Linked DNA regions of Mus musculus: all the other regions are linked to region 5. The links are chromatin loops, found by intact Hi-C in ENCODE. Cell type or tissue: heart. All regions are shown on one strand.

What was found. Peaks named below come from ENCODE experiments on the same cell type or tissue, not always from the same donor. Only the 100,000 strongest peaks of a DNase experiment are listed, where the experiment ranks them.
Region 1: a loop joins it to region 5, with 9 times the contacts of the local background. A loop is called at or near these places in 17 of 42 quality-filtered maps.
Region 2: it touches region 5 in a loop (4-fold over the local background); 10 of 42 quality-filtered maps call a loop at or near these places.
Region 3: a loop joins it to region 5, with 6 times the contacts of the local background. A loop is called at or near these places in 25 of 42 quality-filtered maps.
Region 4: it touches region 5 in a loop (13-fold over the local background); 3 of 42 quality-filtered maps call a loop at or near these places.
Region 6: a loop joins it to region 5, with 4 times the contacts of the local background. A loop is called at or near these places in 10 of 42 quality-filtered maps.
Region 7: a loop joins it to region 5, with 6 times the contacts of the local background. A loop is called at or near these places in 9 of 42 quality-filtered maps.

Annotation. Positions count from the first base shown.
Region 1 is chr6:121,364,807-121,368,806 of GRCm38, reverse strand. Slc6a12 (solute carrier family 6 (neurotransmitter transporter, betaine/GABA), member 12) reads right to left here. Exons shown (of 16, transcript NM_001381903.1): 16 at 3,034-3,578. The coding sequence ends at 3,435. Among named protein-coding and RNA genes, the nearest start is that of Slc6a12, 24 kb to the right of the region's middle. In heart, a CTCF peak has its summit at 2,066 (motif pointing right); no DNase peak of the experiment used is centred here; H3K27me3 peaks cover 624 bases.
Region 2 is chr6:121,324,324-121,328,323 of GRCm38, reverse strand. It overlaps Slc6a13 (solute carrier family 6 (neurotransmitter transporter, GABA), member 13), which reads right to left. Exons shown (of 15, transcript NM_144512.3): 5 at 3,975-4,000; 6 at 3,168-3,300; 7 at 2,078-2,212. Among named protein-coding and RNA genes, the nearest start is that of Slc6a12, 16 kb to the left of the region's middle. In heart, no CTCF peak of the experiment used is centred here; a DNase peak (open chromatin) is centred at 2,343; H3K27ac peaks cover 873 bases.
Region 3 is chr6:121,528,949-121,532,948 of GRCm38, reverse strand. No RefSeq gene overlaps it. Among named protein-coding and RNA genes, the nearest start is that of Iqsec3, 57 kb to the right of the region's middle. In heart, no CTCF peak of the experiment used is centred here; no DNase peak of the experiment used is centred here.
Region 4 is chr6:121,610,077-121,614,076 of GRCm38, reverse strand. No RefSeq gene overlaps it. Among named protein-coding and RNA genes, the nearest start is that of A2m, 24 kb to the left of the region's middle. In heart, CTCF peaks have their summits at 514 (motif pointing left) and 2,080 (motif pointing right); no DNase peak of the experiment used is centred here.
Region 5 is chr6:121,270,114-121,274,113 of GRCm38, reverse strand. Usp18 (ubiquitin specific peptidase 18) reads right to left here. Exons shown (of 11, transcript NM_011909.2): 11 at 3,197-3,642. The coding sequence ends at 3,597. It overlaps Gm44148 (a long non-coding RNA gene), which reads left to right and starts at 1,376. Exons shown (of 2, transcript XR_003956358.1): 1 at 1,376-1,559. In heart, a CTCF peak has its summit at 2,006 (motif pointing left); DNase peaks (open chromatin) are centred at 1,533, 1,633 and 1,993; H3K4me3 peaks cover 807 bases; H3K27ac peaks cover 590 bases.
Region 6 is chr6:121,336,621-121,340,620 of GRCm38, reverse strand. Slc6a13 (solute carrier family 6 (neurotransmitter transporter, GABA), member 13) reads right to left here. Exons shown (of 15, transcript NM_144512.3): 14 at 3,636-3,806; 15 at 2,900-3,327. The coding sequence ends at 3,205. Among named protein-coding and RNA genes, the nearest start is that of Slc6a12, 4.0 kb to the left of the region's middle. In heart, a CTCF peak has its summit at 2,294 (motif pointing left); DNase peaks (open chromatin) are centred at 2,280 and 3,820; H3K27me3 peaks cover 736 bases.
Region 7 is chr6:122,302,025-122,306,024 of GRCm38, reverse strand. No RefSeq gene overlaps it. Among named protein-coding and RNA genes, the nearest start is that of M6pr, 4.7 kb to the left of the region's middle. In heart, a CTCF peak has its summit at 1,523 (motif pointing right); a DNase peak (open chromatin) is centred at 1,534; H3K4me3 peaks cover 329 bases.

The DNA of each region.
Region 1 (4,000 bases), 95 kb before region 5:
CTTCCTGACACTGGGTCAGGTGGGTGACTATATTCTATGTACACTCAGGGAACAGAGAATGCTAATCTCTCACAAACCCCTTAAGAAAAGACAAAACTCATCCCAGCTTCCACATTTATAAGCCAAACACAACCTTAAGAACAAAAAGCCCCTCACTGCCTATAAGGAAAAATTTAGAGAGTACAGAGCCTTATGAGCCTACCTACAAAAATTATACACAAAGTATTAACCATCTGAACGTGGCATCGTGTGGCCAAAAACCAGCATTCTGCGACCAAGCTGAGTTTGTCCCAAGAATAGAAAGATGGCTTACTATTAGAAAAATATATTCATGTATTTCAGCACATCAACAGAGTAGAAGATCATCTAACAGATGCACATAAAAAAGCAAGCTAAAGCCACCTCTTCTTTTAGTGTTTGATCTTTGAGACATGATCTCCCCTGCAGGCCCACTGGCCTTCAACTCACAATCCTCCTGTCTCAGTATCCCCACTGCTACACCCCACACCCAGCTCAACACTTATAATTATTACTTTCAAATAAGACAACATCGGAGCCAATGAAACGCCATCACTTAATAAACACTGTCCATCAAACATCTGCACCAACAGCCTCACTCAGTAGCGAAACGTTAAGATTTTTGTCAAAACTGGGAAGGAGGCAGGATCCTGCCTTGCCACCACTTCTAGGCACCCAGTGATGGAAGACAAGAGAAAGAAATGAGGAGCCTTGACTGGGGAAACATGGTGACTAGTTCCAGACAGTTCATTTGTCTGTGTGAAAAAAAAAAACCCAAAAGAGTCAAATTGAGGCCACAATAAGGCAGAGAACTCAGATCTCTTGGTGGCTGGCTGCTCCCAGGCTGTGCTGACAGCTCCTGTGTCCCCTGAGACCCTTCTCTCCACAGTCAAACAAATGCTACCTCTCCAGTAGAGCCCTGAACCAGCCAGGAGAGCATGAGGTCCCTTTGTTTACTCCCATGGACGAACATCCTGTCAGGATGCACAGGTCTGCCCCAGTCACGAGGAGTGGTTATGGGGTCTGGCCTCAGGGCCAGGCCTTGGGTGCTAAGGTAGCCTCTGTCCCCACGCTGCTGGGGTTGCAGTGGACAGAGCAAGCCTCAGAATGTGTCTGCCTCTGTCCTGGCAGATTCTTGTCACAGGAATGGGACTGGACACTGCTCTTGCAGACAGACCTGGCTCAGGCTTTGGCATCCAGTCTGTCTGTGGCAATTCTATGCTTACCCATGTGACCTACAGACAGACGCCTCAGACCAGATGGGAGACCCAACCCAGTTATCACACGAGATGAAACCAGAATGCCGTCCCTGGGGCTGCAGCCCATCCCAGACTGACATGACCTGCCAGACCTGCTTTGCGATCCTATTTGTTTCCCCAAGCTCATGTGTCCTTCCTGCCCTCTCTCCATGGGTGGGTAACAAGCCTTTCATCCCTGTCAGATCCAATGGGCCCTTATTACTTCAGTGAGCAGCTAAATCAACAAAGAAGCAGGGAGCTGAATAGTTAGAGCAGAGAGAGTGGCAGAGACAGAGACAGAGGCTGTTGGTCCCTCAGAGTGAGGCAGACAGCCAGTGAGTCAGAGAGCCCTGGAGGCACCCAAGAAGGAGAAGACAAAGGAGAGGCCCAGACATAGACCGGAAGAGGACAGATGAGCCAGCATCCACACAGACTTTACCTTCCATGGTCCAGGCAACAGATAAGAGTGCCAATGAGGTACCCAACTGATTTCTAAGGTTGCTCTCTAGGTTTTACCAGCAATAAGTAAGTAAGTAGATAGATAGATAGATAGATAGATAGATAGATAGATAGATAGATAGATAGATAGATAGATAGATGGATGGATGGATGGTTGGATGGATGGATGGATGGATAGATAGATAGATAGATAGATGGATGGATGGATGGATGGATGGATGGATGGATGGATGGATGGATGGATGGATGGATGGATGGATGGATAGATAGATAGATAGATAAATAGATAGATAGAGAGAGAGATGTTAAAGGGGAGTGCTTTCCTTTGCCACCAGGGGGCAGAAAAGGGCTCCATGCTGGCCCCAAAGCAGAAGTTTAGACTCGTCATAGCACCCAGCTGCAATGGCAGGGTTTCTAAGAATTCCTCTCTTAGACCTCTTATTTTCCTCACTAGCTGATCCAATGAGGATTATCAAGGTGCACATAACAGTCTAGAAGGAGACAGGAAGAGCTTCCACGAGTCAAGGCAACTGAAGTACTGGGAGTCCACAGATGCACCTTCTCAAGAAAAGAAAGTGGGAACACTCAGAGGCTATCTGAATGGGATCCACACAGGACAAGGCATGGATTACTGCTCTAACCACTGGATACTGACTCTGGATGATGTTTATCTAGTCATTCTTTCTTGGGAGTAGGGCTCTGTGCCCAGGACAGTGTCTTCAGAACCCTACTCCTTCCCCTCCCTTCTCTTTTGAAGGCCCACCATGAACTCACCTGCAGCCTGCTTTCCTGGAACCCTCAGAAGCCAGAGGCTATGTGTTGTATGTTAGCAAGTGGGAAGGGATGGTTGGGAAGGGACCAGACAAAAAAGAGGATAAGAAAAAGAGGAAAGTGTGTGTGTGTGTGTGTGTGTGTGTGTGTCTGTGTCTGTGTGTAAGTGTGTGTGTGTGTGTGTGAGAGAGAGAGAGAGAGAGAGAGAGAGAGAGAGAGAGAGAGAGAGAGAGAGAGAGAGGTGGAGTGAGGAGAGAGAAAGAGAGAAGGAGAGGGGGAGAGACAGAGAAAAAGGGAGGGAGAGGGGGAGAGGGAAAGAGGGAGAAAGGAAAAGAAGAAGAAGAGGAGGAGGAGAAGGAAGAGAAGAAATCTCCTGTTTCCAGTCCTACCACCCAGGAAAAGAACGTGGAGAGCTCAGAGAAGTCCGATAGGTAGAGGCTAGAAGGGAACTTAACAAGGTATGTCCCCAGTCCCCAGCACCTGCATGAGGTGACCTCCCACCCACAAAAGAGCTGAAGTGGAGTGAGACAAGGAAGAGACACACATGTCACAGCAGGTGATCCATGCAGGCTTGTTAGCTGCTGCAGGGGTGATGCTGGAGGCTCACACGCCTCAGCTGAGAGCAGCAAGTTCAAGGAAGGTCTAGGGCTCTGACAGGCTGTGTGACCTTGAAAATATCACTTTGCCTGTCTGGTTCTTAGTTTTTTAATCCAGAAAGTCAAGATGTTGAGTTCAAAACACTTGGCAGACTCAGCTTCCTAGAGCTCACTTGGAAAGGACTGAGAGGTGACAAGCTGTTCCAGCTGAACAGAAGAGTGGCTCCCAGAAGACTGGCAGGGGTGTCCGGAGACCTGAGAGGTCACAGCAGGGTGCAGCAGAGGTTACCCCTGGGAGGAGCTAGCCTTGACCAGGTTCCTGGCTCTGGAGTCACCTGGCCTCTGGCACTTCCTACAAATGAGTCTCCTTCTCCCAGGCAATGAGTTCTTGTTTGGCTGGAGAGGACGAACAGTTTTGAGCAGAGGAGCCATCCTGTGGTGGGCGCCGCCCTGGCTGGGGCAGACTGGGGTCTGGTGTGATGAGTCTTCGAAGACGCTAGAAGGGTGAGAAAGGCAGGGAATGAGTAAGCTCTGGAGTGGGCAGGGGGATGCTCTCTATGGGTGTGTCACTGGGGTGGGCAGGGAGATGCTTAGTGGGTGTGTCACTGGGGTGGGCAGGGGGATGTTTTCTGTGGGTGTGTCACTGGGGTGGGCAGGGGGATGTTTTCTGTGGGTGTGTCACTGGGGTGGGCAGGGGGATGTTTTCTGTGGGTGTGTCACTGGGGTGGGCAGGGGGATGTTTTCTGTGGGTGTGTCACTGGGGTGGACATGGGAATGCTCTCTGTGGTGTGTCACGGGTGGGCAGGGGGATGCTCTCTGTGGGTGTGTCCCCAGAAACAAAGTCAGGCACTCAGGGACAAACTCGGGGTTGGTGAGATAAGGACGAACAAGGAGCAGTAATTAAGAGAAGTAATAAAC
Region 2 (4,000 bases), 54 kb before region 5:
TGAAGGTTGCCTGGCCCACACTCATGTCTTCAGGAAACTTACATAGCAGGCACTGCCTCTATAATGGGCCTGGCTCAGTACAGTTTTTTTGTTTGGTTGGTTTGATGTTTTGTTTTGTTTTTGTGTGTGTGTGTGTGTGTGTGTGTGTGTGTGTGTGTGTAAATGACTTACACAAGAAGCCAAGGTGAACAGACCGGGACCTTGCCTTCCAGAAGAGGTCAGAAAGTTTGTGGGGGTTCCAGACCTGCTTCCAGTTGCAGATGTGAGTGTAAACAGCCTGAAAGCCCAGGGGTAAGAGAACTTGCCTGGCTTGCATGATGCCCTGCGTCGTCATCTCCAAAACCACAAAATCTTAAGGATCTCTAGGCCTCAGTTTCTCTATCTATAAAATAGAAGTAGCTCATTAATATGCTGTGGGGATTACCTAACATAAGACACGGAAACCTCTTAGGAGTGTCAGGGATATACAGGTCACTGGCTATACGTAGCTGATTAGGACCGAACCACACATATTGGGCTCCTTTGGTGTTTCAGTTCATCTGGCCCTCTTGCTCTCAGCCCTACTTATGAATAAACGTGATATTTCCCCCACACATTCGTGGCTCTGGTGTTCTAGAGCCACAGGGGATCCCTTTAAGAAGGTGGATCCAAGTCTGACTTCCCTAGCCTGCCTACACTGCTGCCCCAGAGAGGCCTGCTTACTGTCCACTGTCTGTCACAACCGTTTGGTTCCAGGAAAAGACAAGGGGCTTCTGAATCATGGAACAGAAACATCGCTTAACTACCGTGTCCAGGCTGGGGCTACAGCCTGCCTGTCTGCACAGCAGAGCAGCTTTACAGTCTGAGCTCTAGAATTCTGGAAACGTCAACAGAGCTCTGGTCCTATAGCTTGGCTCTGTAGCTAAACCGAGTCCTAATGCCGCGTGCGGCAGTTTGATAGTAGCCTGCATCTCTGTGGTTTCTGAGGACCTGGACAGGAGGAGGAAAGGTTCCTATCCCACAGGAAGACTCGAGGCTGCTGGAGTCTGTGAGGAGAGTCTGACTAGGGCTGGCCTGGCTGGCCTGAGATTTGCAATTCCTTCAGGTGAGGTTAAAGACCTGGGAACTCTGGTCAACCCATATTGCACCTAAAGGAGAACTCTTGCCTCAAACAAGGGGACTCGGGAACCCTGGGCCACCCCTTGCTTTTCTATCTTCCAGCAACTTCGCAGATAGGGCTTGTCCCTTGCTATTTTTAACCACTTGGAAGGCCATCCAACAGTCTTCTAGGTATTGGGAGTCACTTGTCCTCAATTCCCTGGAAAGGGGGGGGGGGTCCTTGCACTAATACAGAGAGTTCCCCCTCTCCCCCAAACCAAGGGGTATCACTGACTAATACACAGTCTCTCCTCTGAGCCAAGGAAGCGTGGGCAGTATGTGAGCAGTCTCCTCCGTGCCAGGCCACTTGACCGTCCTTCAAGGCGGCTGCCAAGCAGACACTTGCCAGAAGCAAGAGCTTTACAATCGGTCTGCTCTGTGCTGCTCTGGAAAGTTAACACCACCCTCCAGCACTCCTCCCTGTACACACTGAAGCTGCAGGGTAGACCGAAAAGAGGGGGCCTGAAGGAAAAGAGACAACTGACAGGAACACCAGCCCAACTGCTAGGGGAGGAGCAGGAAGCAGAGGCTAGAGGGTCAGGTCACTGGGCCAGAGAAGGGGCACCACAGGGCAAAAGGGAGTGGCAGGCTGAGAGGGGGAGAAACAAGGGAGGAAGCTCAGAGGGAAGCACTGGATTTGAGAATGAGGAGAGGAGAGGGGCACAGCTCCGTTAAGACGTTAAGACAGACGTTTAGCCCCGATGGGTTATTGCCAGGGTCACAAGTCTCTGGGTTCCCTGGGGCAGCGGTAGACCAAGAAAGAGCAGTGGCAGGCTCCCTATGACCATAAACAACTGCTGACCCATATCTGCAGAACGGAACACTTCCGCCCCCACCACACAGACCACTACCACCACAGATGCATTGGGGACCATCCAAGATCCGGGATACTCCATATAGCTCAAACACCCCCAGAGCCCTACTTTGGGCAGCTTCTCACCTGGGGATCCCACAGACGTGTGATGTTGGGGTACAGGTAAAACTGAATTCCTTGGGCTGCTCCGGGCAGTGTCACTCCTCGAATCAACAGGACCACCAGCATGAGGTAAGGGAAAGTGGCTGTGAAGTAGACCACCTGGCCCCGGGCCCAGGAGAGACAAGGAGAGAGTGAGGAAGTAAGGTGCGCACTGGAATTCCCTAGCAGAGGAACGGGGACTGACATTAGCCCTCATCCCACAGAAAAGGCCAAGGGAGTTCCCCGCCTGCTCCTCCCTCGGCCTCGCAGCTGTTCAGCTTCATGTCTCCAAGCCTCTGACCACAACTCATCTCTCCTTCCCTCCAGCCCCACCCTCCGCTCTGTTCAGTATTTGCTTGGTGGCCAGATGAACGCAAGCATTTGCCCACACAAGTGCTTAGAGCTACTAACAATGGTGTCTGGTATTTAAATGTCTGTGCCAGGTGATCCTTCCTCCTCCATGGGCAGTCAGATTAGTAAAGAAGACTTCGGAGAGGCCTCTAGGGCAGGAGTCCAGTAGAGCTCAGGACGTGTGTGTGTGTGTGTGTGTGTGTGTGTGTGTGTGTGTGTGTGTGCACGCACATGTGCATGTGCATGCAAGTGTATGCACACATACACACACACACACACACACACACACACACACACACACACACACACACACACGAACATGTGCATGCTCCATTTCAGACTCTCTAGGGTAAAGAGAGGCCAAAACTTCTAAATTGGCTGAGAATCACTGTGAGGCATGTGGTCTGACAGCATTCTCTCTCCAACTGTTTTATCTATGAACTGTTTTACAAAATGGGGACCAACAGCTCTGCTGAATTTGCAAGATGCTCACTCATACTGTGGATTGCGTACTGGAGTTCCTCTGGTGCTGCCCCTCCACCCTCTCTCCATTTATCCCCCAGGTGTACATGGATGGAGCCCCTGAGAGGCACAGCATTCAGGAAGGAAGCCACATGAACTCCATGTCATTCCCTCCTGCCTGGACCAGCCTAAAGCAGGAGTGGCAGCCCTTAGGAGAGGCAGGCTGTCCTGGGAGGGGAGAGCGGAGCTCGCCAGCACAGACCTTGCCCGTGGACTTGACCCCCTTCCAGATGCAGAAGTAGCAGATGATCCAGGCGAGCAGGAGGCACAGGACCAGTTCCCAGCGCAGGGACCCCAGGTGCTGGATGCCATCCGAGAGCTTCAGGACTCGCCTCCTAAGAGAGCAGATAGACTCTGACCTCTCTCCTGGGCTCCTTTCCTTCCTTCCTCTCCCTCTTTTCTGTGTTGTTGGATTTTATTTATTTTGTGGTTTTGCGTTTTGCTTCTTGTTTTTTGTTGTTGTTGTTGTTTCTTCCTGTGTAAGGGTTAGAACCCAGGGCTATGAACGTTGCTAGGCAACTGCCCCAACTTTGAGGGTAGATGTATGACCAGCAGAGCAAACCCTCCAGGCTCTTCACTAAGGCTTGTCAGCTCCCGACACTGAGACCTGGGATGCTCTCCTTTGTAGCGATATGGAGGGAGACCTGAGGCATGGCTACCGTACACTGTGCCCGGATCAGTTTGCCCAGAGTGTTCACTGAACATGGGAGAGGGATGCAGACATAAACTTTCTCATCCATCTGAGGGTGCTAGATGTCAGGGATCAAGCTTTGGGTGAACGACATTTGGGGATCGGGTCTAGATGGAATGTAACACTTTCAGCCACAGGGGAGGGTGGTCGGCGTATGGGTACACACTATGTATATGGACACTCTCTAATATAAGAATTACAAGGTTTATCTGAGGTATTATAGAGCTAAATCACATAGAGCTGCCCAGGGGAATCCCCTGCTCAGGCCCTTCTCTAGAATACACAGCCATAACCAAAAGGAAAAAGGGTCTCACTTACTCCCAGAACTCGATGACAGGGGAGGT
Region 3 (4,000 bases), 260 kb before region 5:
CTTCTACTCCCGGTAATGCCTTCCTGCATCCAGTTCCAAGTTTTTCCCTCTTACAAATTTAAATTGTAGTATGTACGTTTTAGAAAATGTTATTTTCTTTATAGAAATCAGAGAATCAAATGGAAAAACAGATGGTAATTTCACACACAGAAGATTTGTCATTGTTATTATGTTTTATTTATCTTCCTATGCATCACCTTTACTTAAGAGTACGTTTTTTTTAATGCTATTATTATGTCATGCTATTATATTTTACACTCTTCCTTGTCTGCAAGTTTAGATTTATTCCACCGTGTCCCACTGTGATATATCCCAACTATCCAAGCGCATTTCACAGTCATTCTCATTTTGTTAGCAGTTTAGAACGTTGCTCCTTCTGCTTCTGTTGTTCATCATTCTATGATAACTGTGAACAGAGCGCTGCTGGGATTATTGTCTCCCTCTCCACGATGAAGAGTGCTGCATTGCTGTCAGGACTTTTGGACCCTCGGCCATGCTTCCTGGTCTCCATCCTCCTTATAGCTTTCTTCTCAGAGTACTAGGTTGCCCTTGATGCTGAAATCAGCTCAAACTTGGCTGGTAGGACCCCGCCCCCACTCCCTACCTCTGCCCCACCCCCACCCCAGCCAGCTTTAATAACACTGTGGATGGGTTCCCAGCTTCTTGGAATGCCCCTTTCTCATCTCCAGTGTAGGCCCACTCCCTTTCCAAGGTACTTCCTTGCCCTCCGTGGAGAAAATGTTCAGAAACATAGGTGACCTTGGCTCCTGGATTTACCGGGCATTTCGGTAGACAGGCCTGGGAAGTGCATATTCATAAGCACGCGTCTGTGTTGATATTTCTGAGTCAAATCCCAGAATTAATTCGACCTCGTCTTGCCTTTGTCTTGGCACAGCTGCGCGTAGACGGAGGATGTACACCTACTGATGAGGAAAGGATCTGGGACAGTCTGTTGCCAAGCAACCACGTGGCTTCTCACCACACTGACATTAAGGTGGTTGCTCTGCCCCTGCCCCACTACACTAAGTATAAATAAAAGTTACGACTGCTAACAACAACAAAAGCATCCTATGGAACTCATTTACCTCTTTCTCTTTTGTTCTTATAAGGTTAATAAAGCTATGAGCCAGGCAGTGGTGGCGCACGCCTTTAATCCCAGCACTTGGGAGGCAGAGACAAGCAGATTTCTGAGTTCGAGGCCAGCCTGGTCTACAGAGTGAGTTCCAGGACAGCTAGGGCTACACAGATAAACATTGTCAAGAAAGAAAGAAAGAGAGAGAGAGAGAGGGAGGGAGGGAGGAAAAGGTTATAAAGCTATGTAAAACCAGGATGCTGTCGTGCACTTGTGTTGTTAATCTGACACATGGCTAGGCATTAATTTGATGAGGGAGGGGCTTATTTTCAACTTCAGAGTTTCTTGTTTTCTGTAGGTTTAGTTCAGTTTTTCAAACATGTAAACATTCATAGGTTTCAAAAGTTAAATATATATTTAACATATATATTTATTTACATATATTATGTAATATTATTATGTAATAATTATATAATATATATTTAATACACACATATATGCATACATATATATACATATATGTATGCATACATATATATACATATATATGGAAGATACCTTCAGGGAAGCCTAGTGCCGCTGTCCCTCACAGACCATGGTTAGCCTCCAACTTCCGAGCACCTCCACGTGTACTTGCATATGCATGAAAAAGACTCTCCCAGGCTTTCTTCCATCTGTGAAGTTATCAGAAATCTAAAATTCTAATCCCTCTGGAAAACCTGTCATTCTTGGACTTTGTTGGTGGCTCCATGGCAGAATTTGACAGCCTTCGATGAGTTAGATATAGCTTTACTCTTGAACCCAGCAATCCTGAATCTAAAGTTCACCCAGAAGTTCCAACCCATAGATACCATCAACATGTACTCGGATTCTTCTTGGGAAGCTACTTGCTAGATAGGCAGGCTGTCCATCAAAGGTCGTGGGAGGCCTGAGCCCAGCTCCATCCACCAAAATGAGGAGACCAGGAGTAGTTAAGTGTGCTGGACAGAGGGACTGTCAGGACATGCAGGCAACCGATCACTAAGTGGTCAATGGTTCAGGGGTGACCAATGTCATAAAAAGGCAAAACAAAACCACTAGGGGAACAGGGCACTGGCTGTGTGGGCCCCAGGAACAAGATGTTGAAAGACAAATGGCATCTATTCTTGGAAAATCATTTCTTTGTCTTTTTCTTTTTTGGTCTTATGGAGTTATAAAGCTATCTTTGTCATTCTGAGGAACACTATTCACCTTAGAGAAAGGGTCTTATTGGCCCAGAGATCACCACTTAGGTAAGGCTATCTGGCCACCTAGCACAGGGGGCTCCTGTCTCTGCTGCCAACCCTGGGATTAGAAGTGTGCTCCACAATGCCCAGTATCTTCACCTGCACTCTGGGATCAAACTCAGGTCCTAGTGTTTGCAAGGCACGTGCTCTCTGGGGAGCCATCTCCACAGCCTCTAGGGAGTCTTAGTCAAAGGTTTGGACCAAGTCCCTGGCCATGCAGATCTTTGTAGAATCTCCACTCGTGACTTTCCTGCATAACCAGAGTTGAGCATCTTTGAGTCAAGTGTGCCAACTTTCTTTGCTGTTTAAATAAGGATGCCAACACCGCATGTCATTAACAGTCTCGTAGGTTGATTGATTTGTTGGCTGGCTCAAAAATGAGAGTTATTTTTCATTTTGTTTTGATTGATTTTTTAAGTCTTGATCTAGATAGCCCAGCTGGGTTGGAGCTTACTATGTAGTTTAGGTTGCGCTGCAACTCTCAATCCTCCAGTCTCCAATCCTCAAGTGTCCCTCCAGGTCTATGCTACTGTACTCAGGTAAAAAGGAGTTTTCTGTCTGCTAATTTGCCACCAGTCATTTCCTATTACGTGTGTCTGCTGCCTCCTAGCCCAGGCTTGCCCTTCCTCCCTCTTCTGAGGTGTCATAGGGTCGTGACTTACCTGGTTTGGGGGAGTAGTTGGAAGCTGAGTGAGTGGTGGGGTTTTCTTATGCTAAAGACCTGCGTCCAGTATAGGAAGAGCCATGTGCCTCCACTCTGGCCCTTGTGGTCTAGAACCAGATCTTACCTGCTTCTCTCTTGCTGTTCCCTACCATCTACATTTGATATGGCCAGGTGGATGAGGGTTGGGAATATCTCTCCCTAGGCTGGGAAATTTGGGGGCGAAGAGCCCGCATGAGACTCTGCTGTACAGAATGGTCTGGTCTACACTTCTATTTATCAGCTCCTCCCTGAGTCTTATCCAGTCATGTGATCTTCCTAACACTGTCCTGGGGCTAATTATATTTGATGTTAATTCTGTTCTCCTGAGAGGTGTTGTGAACAAGGAATGAGTCAGCACTCAAGTGGTTTCCTGTAAACCTGCTTCCCACCTTAATTTGTAAAATAAAGGAGAGTTGAGGATTGGGCAGATAAAGAGAAGGTGGGGCAGAAGGTGGAGAGAGAGAAGAAGGAGAAAATGGTAGAGGGAGAGGACACAGAGGAGGAGGAGGAAGAAGAAGAAAAGCAGAGCAGAAGCACATGCCCTGGAGAAACCGAAAGTTCTAAGGGGTCTCATAGATGTGGAAGATGATAGTGCAGCGGTAGATCTGCCCAATCTAGGTGCACAGCATGTAATCATATGAACTGTGTTGTGTTTTCATTGCCGGGGCATATTTGAGCTGGAGGATTACCGCAACACTGTCCTTGTCCCCATCTTTTGCCGCTGCCCTTCCAATCAGCAGATAAGATTGACAAACCAGAATAGGAAGCTGTCTTCGAGGGTTACAGCTAGCAGCCTTCCCACAATGCCCCTCCCCCCCCCCAAGTGCAGGGAATGCTGGTCGGTCCTGGCATCAAAGAGATCTGTCATTGCTGGCACAAGAGGAGTAGCATCCACCCAGACTCTTACTAAGGAAGGTCCTCCCATCCTCATCCCTTGGGTTCTTAGGTTAGTTTTCGGTA
Region 4 (4,000 bases), 340 kb before region 5:
AACACTTTAGGGAGAGCTCTAGTCTCTCAAGGAATAAGGTAAAGAGTTGACAAATGGGACCTCATAAAACTAAAAGCGCTTCTTTTCAGCAAAGGAGGTTATCAGTCAAGTAAAGAGGAGGCCTATGAAATGGGAATAATCCTTACAAGCTATGTATCTGATAGAAGACTGATGTCAAGCACACACAGAACTCAAAGATCAAAGCGTGAGGAAAAATGATCCAATCAAAAAATAGTGGTCAGATCTGAACGAAAGAAATGCAAATGTCTACTAAACATTTTACAACCTGTTCAAATGTCATCAGTCATCAGATTAGAGGCAAATGAAAACCAATCTGAGAGTCTACCCCACCCCAGTAAGAATTGCTGTCATCAGGAAACCAAATGAGGGGCTGGAGAGATGGCTCAGAGGTTAAGACCACTGGCTGCTCTTCCAGAGGTCCTGAGCTCAATTCCCAGCAACCACACTGTGGATCACAGCTATCTATAATTCAGTCTGGTGCCCTCTTCTGGCCTGCAGGCATACATGCAGGCAGAACACTGTATACATAATAAATAATTCTTTAAAAAAAAAGGAAATCAAATGATAGCAAATACTGGTTAGAGTATGGGGAAGAAGAACATTGTTAGAGACATTCAAACTGATGTAACCTTTATGGAACTCAGTGTAGATGTCCCTTTAATAAGGTGAAGGTAGAACAACCATGTGACCCAGAGACACCACCCCTGAGTATATGGGGACCCTATCTCCTCCAACAGGAATTCCTGTTTATCCATTGTTTCTATGTTTGTAATAGCTAGAAAATGGAAGCAGCTTAGATGTCCATCAATGAATTAGTGGAGAGTGGATTTTGATACATATACACAATAGAATTCTATATAGAAAAAAAATGAAATAGTGAGATTTACTATAGATAGAACTCAAAAACTACATACTGGGTGAGGTAACTCAGGCCCAGAAAGACAAATGGCAAATATTCTCTCTTCCATGACTATAGGCTTGGAATCTTGAGAGCTGTGTGGTTAACAAAGTGCCTGTAGATGTAAGGAAATTAGAAAGTGGGCATTCAGATGGAGCGGGTGCTTTAAAGAAAGGGGCGTGGTGGAACACGAGAAATATGAAGGGGGGAGAACATGAGTGTAGAAAGTTTTAAAGAAGGCTGGAGGAGGGGGAGGGGAAGATGAAGGGGATGCTAACCCGAGTTATGGAAAGGAAGCCTGCTTCTCTATAAGCCAATTAAAAACAAGTTTAAAAACAAGGTTAGAAGGGCGCTATCTGCCTGGACAGATAATCTGCCTCGAGACGACATAGCTTATTAAGCCAAGTTCTCAAAGCCAGGTGTGAGAGCCCTCCTTATGGTCCCACTGGTCTCCCTGCAACAGTAGACCAAAAGTTGTAAGCTTCAAAGAACAGTTCAAAAATCACTAAGTAATACAGTAACAGTGATCGTTGACTGCGTGGTTGATGAGCATAGGAGAGACCTAGAACTTATCAAAGGGAAGGATGCTCTAAAACAACTTCTGATTCCGAAAGTCTTCCCCCTTTCTCCCAGCTTGCTTTCACCCATTACTCAATCTTTTCGAAAAACAAGAGCTTTGCCATGCTTCTCCCAAACATGGAAAGAAAAGATGTAAGTATGGAAGCCTTACACTCAGAAAATATGATTCAATTATTTATACTCTCCAAGGGATAGTATCAGATTTGTGAACAATGAGAGAGAGAGAGAGAGAGAGAGAGAGAGAGAGAGAGAGAGAGAGAGAGAGAGAGAGAGAGAGAGAAGAAGAAGAAGAAGAAGAAGAAGAAGAAGAAGAAGAAGAAGAAGAAGAAGAAGAAGAAGAAGAAGAAGAAATTCAAGAGCTGCAGAAAATATCCATTTGAAAGGGACCTAAGGAAGGCAGAAAAGAACAGAACAGAGAGGCAAAACTCCTAGAGACGTTTAGGTGAGAGTTCCCAATCACTCTTCCAGGTCAGAGTGCGCTCTGCTTGTTTGTTGTCCTTTGAGTCACACACTGTCTTGGTTCACATTAAGATCTCTTTTGGCATTATGAAGATCTAGTCTGCAGCCCAGAATTCTCCACAAGGGGGCAGTTTTGCCTTGTCCCAACTAGGAATAGGCCATGCCAAGCACACAGTGGGAAGAAGCCAGATTGGAACAAACATCACAGAACAATAAAGACAGTGATTATCTGGCTTCAAATACCAAAGGGACTGATGATGAGAAACTTGCTTATGGATTGTCCAACGAGCCCAGGAAGCCTTGGAGAGGAGTGTTCTTGTGCTCAATTCCACACTGATGCACGCTAACAAAATTTAGTAAAAACTGTCATTAAAATATTTTTTCGAATCTCTGTTATCCTCAAATATCCTTAACTACACCTTATAGTATTTGATTCTCCTCTTTTCCTTATAACTATTCCATTTTCAAGCTTTCCAGTTGCTATGTCACCCTAGAGAATAGAGGATAGAGGAGAAATAGCCTTGGAAATTCTGTTGTTCACAACGAACAATGCTAAAGGTAGGTTATTGAGGGCAATCAGATGAGCCTGAAGTTGGACCCAAAGGTCCACTGGTTCCCTGGGTTTCTGAAGTCTCTTCCCAATAAAATGACTGAGTTACCTTAAAAGTACAAGAACTGGAAAGAGAGACCAAGCTGAAACTAGTAAATAGTTAGTAAATGCACATATATCATAGGGAGATGAATTATGATAGTGGTGAGAAAAGAAGCAGAGTCCATTTTCCACAAGGCCCTAAAGCTAACCGGCTTGCACTTCTACATCGGAGCAGCTTAGCCCAGTTCAGTCAGACTGTAGAGAATGTTGATGGAGAAGGACGTATAGAATCTCCCAAATGTCCTTTTAGTTGAACCAATTGGAGTAAGAAGAGGAATGAGGACAGCTCTTTGGATTTTGATGGTGGTGGTGGTGGTGGTGGTGGTAGGGTGTGTGTGTGTGTGTGTGTGTGTGTGTGCGCGTGTGTGTTACGTCCTGCAAGTCAGAGTATACATGTGAATGTGTTTTAAACCACACTATTAACTTAGAAGTCTTGTGAGGGTCTTACCAGAAATACTTACTTTTTAAGTATCATCATGTACCTTAGTGATCTTGGTGACCCTCAGCCTCTGTTTTATGGGTTGCTGGGAATCTACTCTATGGCTTCCTGTATCCTGTGCAGGCAGTCTGCCAACTGAGCTATATCCTCAGCATTCTTTGCAAGATATATAAAAAATATTGAAAATATTGTTTCATGGCCCTTCCTATGTACATTTTTTGTACCTTTCATTCAAGTAAATAGGCAGTTATATGAAAATGTATAAATCTGTGTCTTGGGTTTAGCCAATAAGAATAAAACCCAATACAATATATGTGTAGCTTTGTTGCCTGTACTTTGTACAGCACACGCATCCCTAGAGAATACATTGTGAGGTAATCTGATGTTGCACTATATGATCTGATTAATGAATTCCGGTTGAAGCATCCTGCTTCTGCCAGATGTACACTCTTTGTGTAAAATGGGGGTAACTGTGTCGTTTGCTCTTGGTGCTTGAGCTCCTTCATCTAATGTATTCAGTATTTCTCTGTCCCAACTTTGGTTCCCCACCAGAAAGAAGGCACAAGCCAAGATGACTGTGGTTTAGATAATGGCTTCCTTGAGTCCCCTTCTCCGAGGTGTCCCAGGCTGACTCCAGGCAGGATTAGGGCTTGGGGAACACTGAGCTGCTGTGCAAGCAAACGAAGTGGACAAGTCTGACTAGGGTGAAGAGAGGACAGAGCAATCCCTAAGCATAGCCAAACTGAAAAATATTAAGTCATCTTAACTTCTTATATAAACTTAAATAAAACAAGAGGACTTTTATATTCAGGTCCAAGGACATTGCCAGGCAATTTAAAATGCCCTGTTAATGCACTCCCCAGAGAGATCATGATCTAAACAAACAAACAAACTCTTCACTGAGCAAAGAAAACAAGATTTGACTGCTGTTTGGGTTTTGTTCCAGAGAGCA
Region 5 (4,000 bases):
CTTTAATTAAGACTATGATAAATAAAGAGATGGATATGTACATCAAAGAGCTTTACATTAAATTTCCCCTTTTTAAATGAAAATATAGCACATATATTCTCTACAAATAAAAACATTCTAGAGATTTATTTTTGTTATTTTTAATTATGCATAGGTGTGTGTGCCAGCTTGTGGGTCCATGCACATGAGCACGGGTGCCCACAGAGGCTAGAGACCATCTCCCCAGCTTTCTCTTTGTGTAGTAACTTTCTTAAAGACCTATCCTGTAAGTTTTAACAAAAGGAGATAAACTAGTATATTACATTTAAAGACTGGTTCAAAGCTGGAGAGCTGTCTCCATGGCTAAGAGCACCTAGATATGCCCATGATGAACTTTTCCTTATTGGGTTAATTGATGCCCACCGGAAAGACACACCCTTCCGGTGGGCAGCGCCTTGCCTTCCGGTAGCAGACCAGCTATAAGGAGGTCGCAGGGGAAAGCTTCTGCTCTTTGCCTGCTTCTCTTAGCCTCTTGCCTGGAAGAGCATCTATGCTTTTGATGCCATTACTGCAGCCACCATCTTTGCTGACACCAGAACTCAGCTTCCTCAGCCCGCCAACACGAGGTAAAGACAAGCAGCGCTTGGGGACTCCTTCAGCAGCTGATGGGGAGCTGAGGCGTCCAGCCATGTGGCTAAGCACTAGCTACTGGTCCTCAGCCTCTCCCTGTAAAGATGGCCATTGTCTGCCTATCCAGGCCGAGTAGTGTGAGCAACTCTAATGAAGCCCTTTTTAATGCATATTCATCCTAACAGTTCAGTCCCTCTAGAGAAGACTGATAAAATTCTGAAACACAGAACAAGAAGTCGAGTATATGAATGTATGAATTGTTTAATTCCGACCCTGCTCACCTCCCAGGTTGCTGTTGGCGCCTCTGGATTCCCCACCCCACTCCCACCACATCCTTCACTAAAAATTTCTGTTCCCACTATAATGTTTTTCTGTAATCTTTTTTACCTGAAAATTAGTTTTGCCATAACATAACTAAGCATTTCTCCCCCCCCCCCCCCTTAGCCCGTTCAGCAGTTCATTAGCCATCTGGTTAAATCCAAACCCCTCAGCCTATTTGAGACCTTCCACCTCTCTCCCAGTCTCCACCCCTGAACACTTGCTTCCTCAGCATGGGAAAGTCATGTTTTCAAACTTCATTCAACCTTGAATATTGGTTTTTTGGTTTTTGATTGTTTGTTTGTTTTTGGGGTTTTTTTTTTGTTTTTTTTTTTGTTTGTTTGTTTTTGTTTTGTTTTTGTTTTTGTTTTTTGCCCCAGGACTGTGTATGCTTTCCCTACAGTTATTCTTCCCTCTAAGCCCCTCCCACTGGAAGGCTGACGGGGCCCCGCCCCACAGCAGAGGGCTTTCACTTTCAGTGTCTGTAGCGCAGCCATAGATAGCTATGCACTTTGATTGTGTTTCATTAAACCACAAGTTTCCCAGCTACTGGCACTGTTTTGAGAAGAGGGTGAGACTTCGGGTGGATCCTAGCTGGAAGAGGTGGATGATGGAAATGCGACTTTGAAGGTGTAAGTGATTCCCAAGCCCATTCTTTCATCCTCTCACGCTCCTCCTCTTTCTTGCTCTCAAGTTCTCTCTCTTCCTGTCCACCGTCGGGGGAGGAATCTACTTCCGCTACACTTATGCTGCCATAATGAGCACAGGGCTAAGCAACCGTGCATCCTCTGAAAGCGCCAGTCAAAATCAGTCCTTCCTCCTTTAGATCGTTCTCGCAGATACCTCGGTCATAACTATGCAAAAGTAACAAGACTGCCCTCACAGAGACTGGATAATCACCATATATTTTCCAAGTAAATGTGTAATAAACTAAAGTCAGGGCTGAGAGGCTGGAGAAATGGCTCCGCCTTTAGGAACACTGGCTGTTTTCCAGAGCATCTGGATTTGCGTCCCAGGACCAATGTGGTGGCTCACAACCATCTCTAATTCCAGAGGATCTGATGCCCTCTTGTGGCCTTCACAGGTACTTCATGGATGGATGCGGTGCACAGATCAACATCAGCCAAAACAGTCATACTCATAAAAGAAAAAAATAAACAAATCAAAAGAAGGGAGGCTGAGGGTCAATGAGGTTGTTCACGGGGTAAAATGGCTTGTAATAAACACGCCTGACCACCTGAGTTCGGTCCTTGGATCCCACAGTGGGATGAGAGAACCAACTTCCATATGCTTGCTGTGGCACATACAGACAGACACTAGTAATTAATAATACAGTTACAACAACAGTAATGTAATACAGTAATAATAATAATTAATAGTAATAAGTTGAGCTGATTTTTAGCCAGTACTGAGGTGGAAATTTCTAGTTTCTTTGGCGACTCAGTTGTGTCAGAGGATGTTTGTCTGGAAGCTGTCTTATGAGAGGATGCTTTGCTGAAGCAGATAGGTGAGAGGATGTTTTTTCTGAGAATAGATAACGTGGGTTTTTCTAGAAGCTTTCTTGTGAGAGGGCATGATATGTTTTGCTGGAACACAGGCATGCTTGAGAGAGTTTGTGGTATTTAAAAAGAATATAAATATAACCCCACAGACAGTGCGAGGATGCTCCTACTGGTCCGCCTTGCAACGCTTTGCTACTCTTCGCTTGTCATGACTTCATAGAGAGAGCCGCTTCTTGCCACTCCTGCTGACTCGTGCCAGTTCGGCAGAGCCTCGGTTTCTTCTGCACTGAGCCCCTGCTACTGATTTGTGCTTGGTGTTTTGAATTAGACTGCTGATATCCTGACAACAAAGTCTGGAATTGCCCCCAAAGTCCACATCCCCCATTTCCTAGTAGCCTTTCTTTCCCCCACCTCTGGTAGGTGGAAGCCCTTAAAAACCCTTATTAAAGTAGGTTTTGAAAATCCTGAGCCAACACAGTACATACTAGTTTCACGCTAGCTGTAAAATACTAAAATACTTCCCTCCGCTGTCCCTTGTCAACCCAATTTCTCCTACAAGCACTGATTCCTGTCTGACTGGACTCCCACAGTTTCCCAACTGAATAGACCCTGCCTTGTCCTGACAGTCACAATCAGGATGATCTAGCCAGACCCGCTGGTGAAATTATCCATTCCATCTGATCAAGACCAGTGTAGGGTCATGGCTAGTATTTTAACAATTATATCCATGCATTTCTTATCGCTATAACAAAATACCTGAGGCTGAATAGTGTGCAATAATGTTTATTAGATTCAGAATTTTGAAGGCTGGAGGCTCCAACCAGCTTGGCCCTGGCATGTTGTATCCCCCACATTTGCATCACAACATGTGTAGAGAAACAGGAAGAAGAACTATTAGTGCTCAGGAGAGAGATCCCATGAACCGATGATCTCCCACTGGTCCCTGTCTCTTACAAGTTCTGTCACCTAAGCACTGCCATCTAAAGACCAAGCCTTCCGTGTGTGAGCTTTCAGGAGACAAACTACATCTAAGCCATTGCAATAATAGTTTTGCTTATAAATAGGGCTTAATTGTTTTTAAATTATTATTCTCGTTGAAATGCAGCAGACAAGGGTACAGGAGAGGAGATAAGAGTCTATCCCTCTCTGGAGGTGTGAGTATATCTGTCAGGATCCAGTCTTCGTGTAAACCAAGAGATAGGCCGTTTCCCGCCTAGAAAACAGAGAGCACATGTCAGCCCAGAAAACGAAGCATTCGCAGTGAAACCAAGTGCAACATTGCATCAGCAAACCTCCTGGCTCTTGCAACATGCACCAGCAAACCTCCTGGCTCCTAGGTCAAGCACCTAACACTCAGGTCAATGACCCACCTAGCCATTCCCTCAGAGAGCCAAAATGGTGACTTGCATCAGGAGCTATAAATGGACAGCTAAATAAGATGATGGAAATCTGTGAGCTTTAACTAAATACAACTCTGTGGTTTGCAAACAGATTCAGCCACAGAGCCGATTTAAGTCACTCATTCATCTATTGTGTGCAGCCTCCTGTGCTACGAGGGCAGAGCCACGTAG
Region 6 (4,000 bases), 67 kb before region 5:
CCTTTGCTTAGACAGCATACGCTGCTCTCTCAGAACCAGGGACTGAAGGGCCCCAGCCCCAGGGCCATTGGACCACAGGCTATTTGAGGCTACTTCTTCCTCATTCCCTAGCAAATTCACTTAGCTAAGTAAATGCGCATCCTTCTTCCTGAGACTAAGGGGTGGTATGCTGTCCTGGACACCTCCAGGGCTTTTCTGCTATGAGGAGAGCGACTGCTGGGGTGCAGCCACAGTAAATGGAAGTGTTTACCCAGAGTGCTTCCTGGGTGCCTGTTTCTGCTGGAGTCTGGTGAGGCTGTGGGGTAAGCAGTAGTTTTAGCATAGTTTAGAGGAGAAACAAGATCACAGAATAGTTTGCCTGTTATTGAATGTGAGGGTTGAGATCCAAAATAGGCTGCAAGCCTCTATTAAGAAGGTTGCCCAGGTGACCTGTGCTTATGTGCACACTGTCTAGGGATGGCCGGGGTTGTGAGATGTGCCTGGGTCTGAACCTTGGGCAGTTGAGTTCTCCAGGTAGCCTAGTGGGCTCAGGGATTAGTAAGTGCCTTCCTGGTGCCATGGGCATCTTCTCAGGTGCCAGTTTCCCCTATGCTTCTGCCTCCTGCACTCAGATTATCTCTCCTAGTGCTTGCCTGCCGACCTCTCTGTGTAGCCTCCCCTCCCTGCCTTGCTTTCTTTGGGGAACTGCAGGATCCAGTCTCTGCCCCATACAGATAGGGACACAGCTATCCTCAGTCCTTCACCTCACCTATGCCTCTACCTCAGCCAAAGCCAAACTCAAGTACCATAGCTCCCAACTCTGACTATAGCTAGGCTTGGTCGCTCACATCTATAATTTCAACACTTGGGAAGTTGAGGCAAGAGGATCTCTGTGAGTTCAAGGCCACCCTGAACTATATAGTGAGTTCAAGGACAGCCTGAGCTAAGACTGGGGTCCTGTTTCAAAACAAAACAAAGCAAAAACGAAACAGTGTTGACAGACTCTGAGCACACCAGCCACATTTCTCAAATCTCCATCATCTCCGCCTGTCAGCCAGCATTTATCTCCCTCGCTTGAACCCAAAACCGGACTAAAAGAATACTTGGGCCCCTGACTTCATTTGATCCCTGTCATAAAACTGTGTGGGCAGGATACATGGAGTTATCCACATCTGAAAATTGAATGTGAATTCCAAGGGGTTTCTACTGAGACAGTCCATGAAGCAGACACATCAGAGAAGCACCAACACGTGGTTTTCACACTGTAGATGCCACCATTTGGGACTCTGATAAGTGGGGCTCACATGACCATCACTGAGCCATCTCATTTCCTCAGCATATTTCTAAAACTCTGAGCAAATGAGTGGGCAGAGAGGCAGATCGCGTACGCTCAGAATTGCCTGCCAGGTTCCCTCCACCTTCTGTGACTCCCTCTCAAAGCCCCAAGTTCATTCAAGGAAACTGACACAGACATCGTGGCGCACACCTTTAATCCCAGCACTAGGGAGGCAGAGGCAAGTGGCTATCCTGCTCTACAAGGCAAGCTCCGGGCCAGCCAAGGCTAATAGTGAGACCCTGTATTAAGAGATAAAAGAAATGGGTTGAATTCTGCTTCTGCCCATGTTTGTAGTAAGTGCATTATAACCTTGTAGCCATAGGCGTTGTAGAAACACGGTCAGGTAGGTGAGGCGGTGAGCTGTGTAGAACCCTAGGCTTGGGCACATTAAACCTGCAATGCTGTGACCAAGCCTGTATCCACGGAGTAAATCACCTAGGAGAAAGAGTCCAGGCTCCCCACAGAGTCAGGAGGACCACTGTCCCTGATTTCTACAGACTCTTCCAACACAAGACTGGAAAACTGGCAAAGATTTCAAAACATTTCCCTTGAAACTGACATGTCACAAGCTGAAAAAACACCCGGGGTGGGGGCGGAGCCTGAACAGCTCAGAGAGTCATAGGACACTTAGTCACGTCATGCTGTCATGCCACAGCAGAGGACCCCAGGTGAACCTGCAGACTCAGGTAGACCTTTCCCTAGATGGGGAGAGAGTCATGTTTCATCCACTTCTACAGCACACAAACAGCAACTGGAGTTTCTCCCCACCCCCTTAGAGGCTGGTTGCTAAGGCATGCCTGGGGGCCTTGCTTTGACCTCCAGGCAACATCCTAGAGCTGGGCCCGCCTCCTGCCTGAGTCTCTTGAAAGCTAGATCTTAAGGGTTGGTCCATCCCTTAAGCTCAAACCTGACACTTGGGACTGAGGACATGACAGTGCCACCCCCTTGTGGTCGCATCTGGAAGTGACAGTACCCCATATCTGAATCTCTTGCTAGGGAGAATAAGACTGTCTGAGGAGTCCCTCTACTGGTAGAGTCTGGGCAGGACCTCTTCTGTAAGGCCCCTCTGGTCTGGCTGGCCACCCTCTCTCACCCTGCATCAACTCATCCCCCTGCATCAGCTGGACAGTGTTGACAAGCAGGGACACAGCAGGGGCCATGGGAACAGAAAGAAACTGCTGCTAGTCTGTCTTCTTTCTTTTTGTAACCAGGGCCTGATCCCTTTGTCCTTCCCTCTGTCTCCCTTTTTTTTAATATCATGATGAGGTTAGAGGAGAGGAGCACGGAACAGTGGTGGCAAGTGGGGGTGGGGATCATACAGGACCATACATGACACTCTAGGGAAGTGTGGAGAGAGGAGGGTCCCCTTCCTTCAATCCAAATGTGTGATGGAGGACAATGGCCTGGCCCCATCACCTGGTCCCATCATCTGCCTTACCTCCCACACCACAGCAACCACACCTGCTATGTGGCTCATAAGAACTTGGTAAGAGGTAGGGAGAGGCAGGACCCTAGAGCCACAATGCTATAATGAACAGGGAACAGGTATGAACAGAGGACAGAAACCAGGCATTTGGCAAGCAGTTGTGAGAGGAAGTTGGATTTAATGACATGGAAGGAAGAGGGCCCAGCAACAAGCCAGGCTTTTGCCTCCCCAGCCCTCCCTGGGCTTCCCAAGCTGCCTCAATGGGATGTTATTGATTCGGGCACGTCACAATGTGTGGACCACCCTGGAATAGGGGCATCAAGATAGGAGGTACCCAGTTCAGAAGGTGAGTCCCAAATACCCCCTTTCGTCTTTCTGCCCCACCACAGAGGGGTAGTTCCGCCCCTCTGCCTCTATAGCTGCCCCCACAGCCAGGCTCACAGGTGTGTCAAAGGCCCTGGCCCTAGCAGTTAGACTCCAGTTCTGTGAGCCTGAGAAGGGATGTCATCGGTGTCGCAGGAGCAGTTGGCTCTGGTTGGTTCTTCTGGGGAAGGTCTTCAGCCGGGCACACGAGCTGGCGAAGTCTCTGAAAGAACAGGTGTCATTGTAAGGGATGGGTGTCTGGCAGCATCTCTCATTACAAATGTCTGTCTGCCTTCTCTGCTATAGTCTGCTTCCAGTTGCCAACCCCATAGTCACAGCTTGGGTCTTGCAGTTATCCTGTGTCCCTTTTTAAGACTCCCAAGTACACGTCCTCTGGATTTCTGGTACCCACACCGGACTGGGTAGTCCCTTTGTACTCCAGCTCCTCACCCCCGCCCCAACCCACCCCCCGTCAATAGCAACCCACCTGCCATCCAGTGAGGTTCCCATCCCCCACTGCTTTCCTCCTACCTCTCTGAGTGGGCCCTTGAGAGTCCTCAGCTTGTAGATGCTCCAGGCAGGAATGCAGATCATGGAGGACAGAGCTAGGAGCCACCCTAGGGCATCCCCCCACCATGGGTACGTGTACTTCTTGTTGTAGGTCAGTGGCGTGTATTTGATCAGGGAGAACAGGAAGGTCGCCTGCAGTAAAACGGAAGAGGAAGAGGTTTTGTTGGAGCCCCATCAGCCACCCCACCCCCACAGCTGCCCGGTAGAGTTTGTTCTCCCAGCATGCCAAGGTGCTTATCTAGGTCAGTCAGTCGCCAAGCTCCACCCACATTCTGCTCAAAATCCATTCCTGGGTAGCATGTCCAGGGTACACCCTCTGTCTCTCT
Region 7 (4,000 bases), 1.0 Mb before region 5:
AGCACCGCCTTCTTGCGTTTCTTCACTTCTGGTGTTGAAGATTTGCGAACTTTCATGTCATTGAACACCTTGAAGACAGTCAGAGCAGAGGCCATGGTTCCGGAAATGAAAGGGAGACAGAAAGAGCCACTGAAGACCTGAGCCCCTGCAGCTGCTGGGATCTGGCTGAACCTGATTTCTGTGTTGTTGCTTGTTTTGTTTTTACTTTTCAAGACACGGTTTCCCGGCCGGGCATGGTGGCGTACGCCTTTAATCCCAGCACTCGGGAGGCAGAGGCAGGTGGATTTCTGAGTTTGAGGCCAGCCTGGTCTACAAAGTGAGTTCCAGGACAGCCAGGGCTATACAGAAAAACCCTGTCTCAAAAACAAAAACAAAAACAAAAACAAACAAAAACCACGGTTTCCCTATGTAGCTTTTGTCGTCTTGGAACTCACTCTGTAGATCCGGCTGGCCTCAAACGCATAGATAATTTCCTGCCTCTGCCTCTCAAGTACTGGGATTAAAGGCATGCATTATAAACAGCCACGCTCCTCCCCTTCTTTCCACTTCTATCTCCTGAAATGTTCCTTGAGGCAGGGCTTGACAAAGATGTCCCACTTGTTACCGGGCATTCAGTCACTTATTCGGTCTTAGCATTTTGAATAGTTACGAGTCTCTGCATTGACCTCTACTACCTGCAACAGGAAGCTTCTTTGACTAAGGCTGGGAACAGCTCAGATCTGTGAATCGAAACATAACTATTTAGAAGGCAGTTTGGCAGCGCTACCATTTAGCAAAACAATATCATCAGATTCTCCCCTGCGGCCTATTCTTTCCCCAGCCTGGGGTTTCGGTACAGACGTCAATATCCTCCTGTAGGAAGTCCTCAGATCCAGTCAAGAGAGCAGCTGTTACACCAGTCAACAGTTTTGTTGCATAATGTGTTCCTTAGATTTGTAACGTTTTCTTCAAATGGAAACATTTCTTCCAGGAGGTACTAGAAGACAGAGGGGGCCTCAGGAGGTAAGCAGAAGGTCACATGACCTAAATAACACAAGCGTGGAAGAGTCACTGGGGCCCATGTCAACAGTGAAGAAGAGAGTAGAGAGTTGCTGGGGTGGAGCCTCTGACTGCCCAAACCAAGGTCAGAAGGAGAGGAATAGGTAGAGAGCTCTGGGCTGTAGTTTTCAGGAGTCATCACCTATGTTGGGGTAGGCTTTCTGGTGACACGGCTGCCTTTGAATCATCCCTACTCCTTGTAAGGGACCCCTCTCCCACATTCCTGCTAGTGACCCTCATTGGTTCACCATATTGGACCTCGGTGCCAGTACTTACATGGGTCTTCCACAGGCTCCCTTTCTGGGGTGAGCCAATGTGTATGTGTGTCGCGACTGCTCAGGAAAAGTCTGCCATGAACCATGAACCCAGTGGCACATCTTGCCTGCTAGATCAGTAAGTAGTTCAGCAAGCAGGGCCCAGAGCTGAGTGAAATCAAAGATCAATTTCCCTCATCAGTCTTGCAGAGCGCCTTCCAGCACTATGAATGCTAGCCAGCAGGGGGCGCCTGCTCAGTTCAAGATCAAGTTCTTGGTATCTTGCTAACTAAATGAGCCGTCTTCTTTCCTAATAGAGACTTACCCATTTAGTTATGGTGAGCATCCAAGAGCAATAATAACCTACATTGTATTAGGTGCCCCTGGAGCCCTACTGACCGATAACTCATATGGAAGCAACTCATGCCTGGCATCAAAATTTTAATTTTAGAACTCATGTTTTCTGAAGGCAGCATTGCCCACCATAGAGGACACATCTGTTCAAACTCCTTTAAATATATGTTTTTAATTAGCTTACCAACTACTGGGGTTTTTTAAGTCTCAGTATACATCCTGAGTTTTGGTCTATCCCTCCCCACCCCTCCTTTCTCTAGCCCCTTGTCTCATCTGTTTTTAAACCCTGCTCCCAGGGTTCCCACCGGCTTCGTTGATTACTTCCAGTTCCACTTCAGAAATTTGGCTTCTAGGCCATTGTCTGAAGGAGCATTGGGCTGCACAGAGGGGATCGTGTTGGTAACAGGATCCTGCGTGAGCAGGTTGGGTGACCAGTCTTCTGTGGGAATGGAAGCAGGGCGGACTCTCCCCAGTCCAGGGTTTCTGTGCCCAGTCCAAGGGCTTTGCATGTTTGAATTTCTGCCTCACAGAACAGACTTCAAGGTCCCTGACGTAGATAAAGGCTGTCCAGCGGCTGGGGAGCTGTGTTGAGAGTGGTCCTTCAACTTCTCGACACTTCACTGTGGCTGTGTTTCGGCGGCCGACACATCCTTCCTGAACTCCACTTCTGCTCTGCCTAGGGGTTTTTGGAAACCAGTACTTTCTTGTTATGCATGTATTTAACTTAACCACTTCGAGGTGGATTTTAATTTTGATGTTTATCGATGTCTGTCAAACTGATAACATTGAACATATTTCAAAGGCTAAATACATTTTTGGTCTCTGCAACTTTCACTTTTACTAATTTAAACACGTGTGGGAAGTGTAAGAAGGAGCACAAAGGAGCTGGATCCCAGCGCTGGAGGAGCTGAGGCAGGAGGATTGCAAATTCAAAGGAGTGCTTGGTCCACACAGTGAGACCCTGTCTCCAAAAAAAGTACTCTATTTGAGTTCTCTTTTTTTCTTGCTCCCTTCCACATTAATTGATTTTTGAACAATTTAATGCTTACTGCCTTCATTACCATTAAACATAACAGAGTGTATTTCCTAAGAACAATACATTTTTTGTAATAATAGTATAATTATCAAAATCAGGAGCTATAAGATGAACTCAGTATTATTATTATCTAGTCTTCAGTGTCATGCATAATATCAACAGTTGTTCCAATAAACATTCCTTTCCATTGCTTCCCAGGCCCCAGCTATAGGAGCCGAGTGAGAGACAGGGTGCAATTGGTTGTCTTATTTGACCTTTGAACTTTGAGAATATTGGTCAGTTACAGACTGTCTCACTTTACCTTTTTTTTTCCCGTAAGGACTTGTTTTCTAGTAAGATGATCAACTACTGAAAGATAAGTGGTTCTTTATATACTGAAATAGTGATTCGACAGTTGTTATGACCTCAGAGGCTGAGGAAACAACTCAAAAATGTAAGGTTAACACTTCCTCACCACAGGTCAGAGACTCAGACTTCTTGGCCAGGGTGTGGTTTCTGCCACAGAAGCATGTAGCATATGGAGGGGCAGAGACATTGCTTCGGAGGGCATAGGATACTGCTAAGAACAAATGGGTGTCTCCTTTGTCCTTTTGATTCTCCCACATCATTTTAGAAAAATATTTTTTTCCCACGTGTATGAATGTTTTGCCTGTATGTGTGTATATGTGCTGTGTTTGTGCCTGGTGCCCAAGGAGGCCAGAGCGGGGCGCTGTATACCCTGGATCCAGAGTTATAGGCAGCTGTAAGCCATAGATGTGGGTGTTGGAAACTGAACCCCCGTCCTCTATAAAAGCAGCAAGAACTCCTAACCATTTAACAGTCTCTCTACCCTGACTGCTCCCTCCCATCCTTAAAGTACAGAGAAACCCTGTCTCAAAAAATCAAAATAAAACAAACAAACAAACAAAAAACCACTATGTGTTTATTTTGTATCTTTTTAAAGACAAGATCTCAGTATGTTTCCCTGGCTGGCCTGGGACTCAAATGAATCTGCCTTCCTCTGCCTCCTGTGTGCTGGAATGAAATGTGTGAGGGCAATCAACCATTGTTAGGAGACTCCAAGATCAGGGGAGGGGGCTTCCTTTCTACGCTGGACTGGACACAAACCACACTCAAACACCTGTCTTCACAGAGAGAGCCTTTATTAAGCAGGGAAGCACAGTTACAGTGGCTGCTTTCTGACTCAGACAGGAAAACAGCAGCAAATGACCTTTCAGTTGAATTTTGTTTTTTTTTTTTTTTTTGTTTTTTGTTTTTTGTTTTTTTGTTTTTTCGAGACAGGGTTTCTCTGTGTAGCGCTGCCTGTCCTGGAACTCAC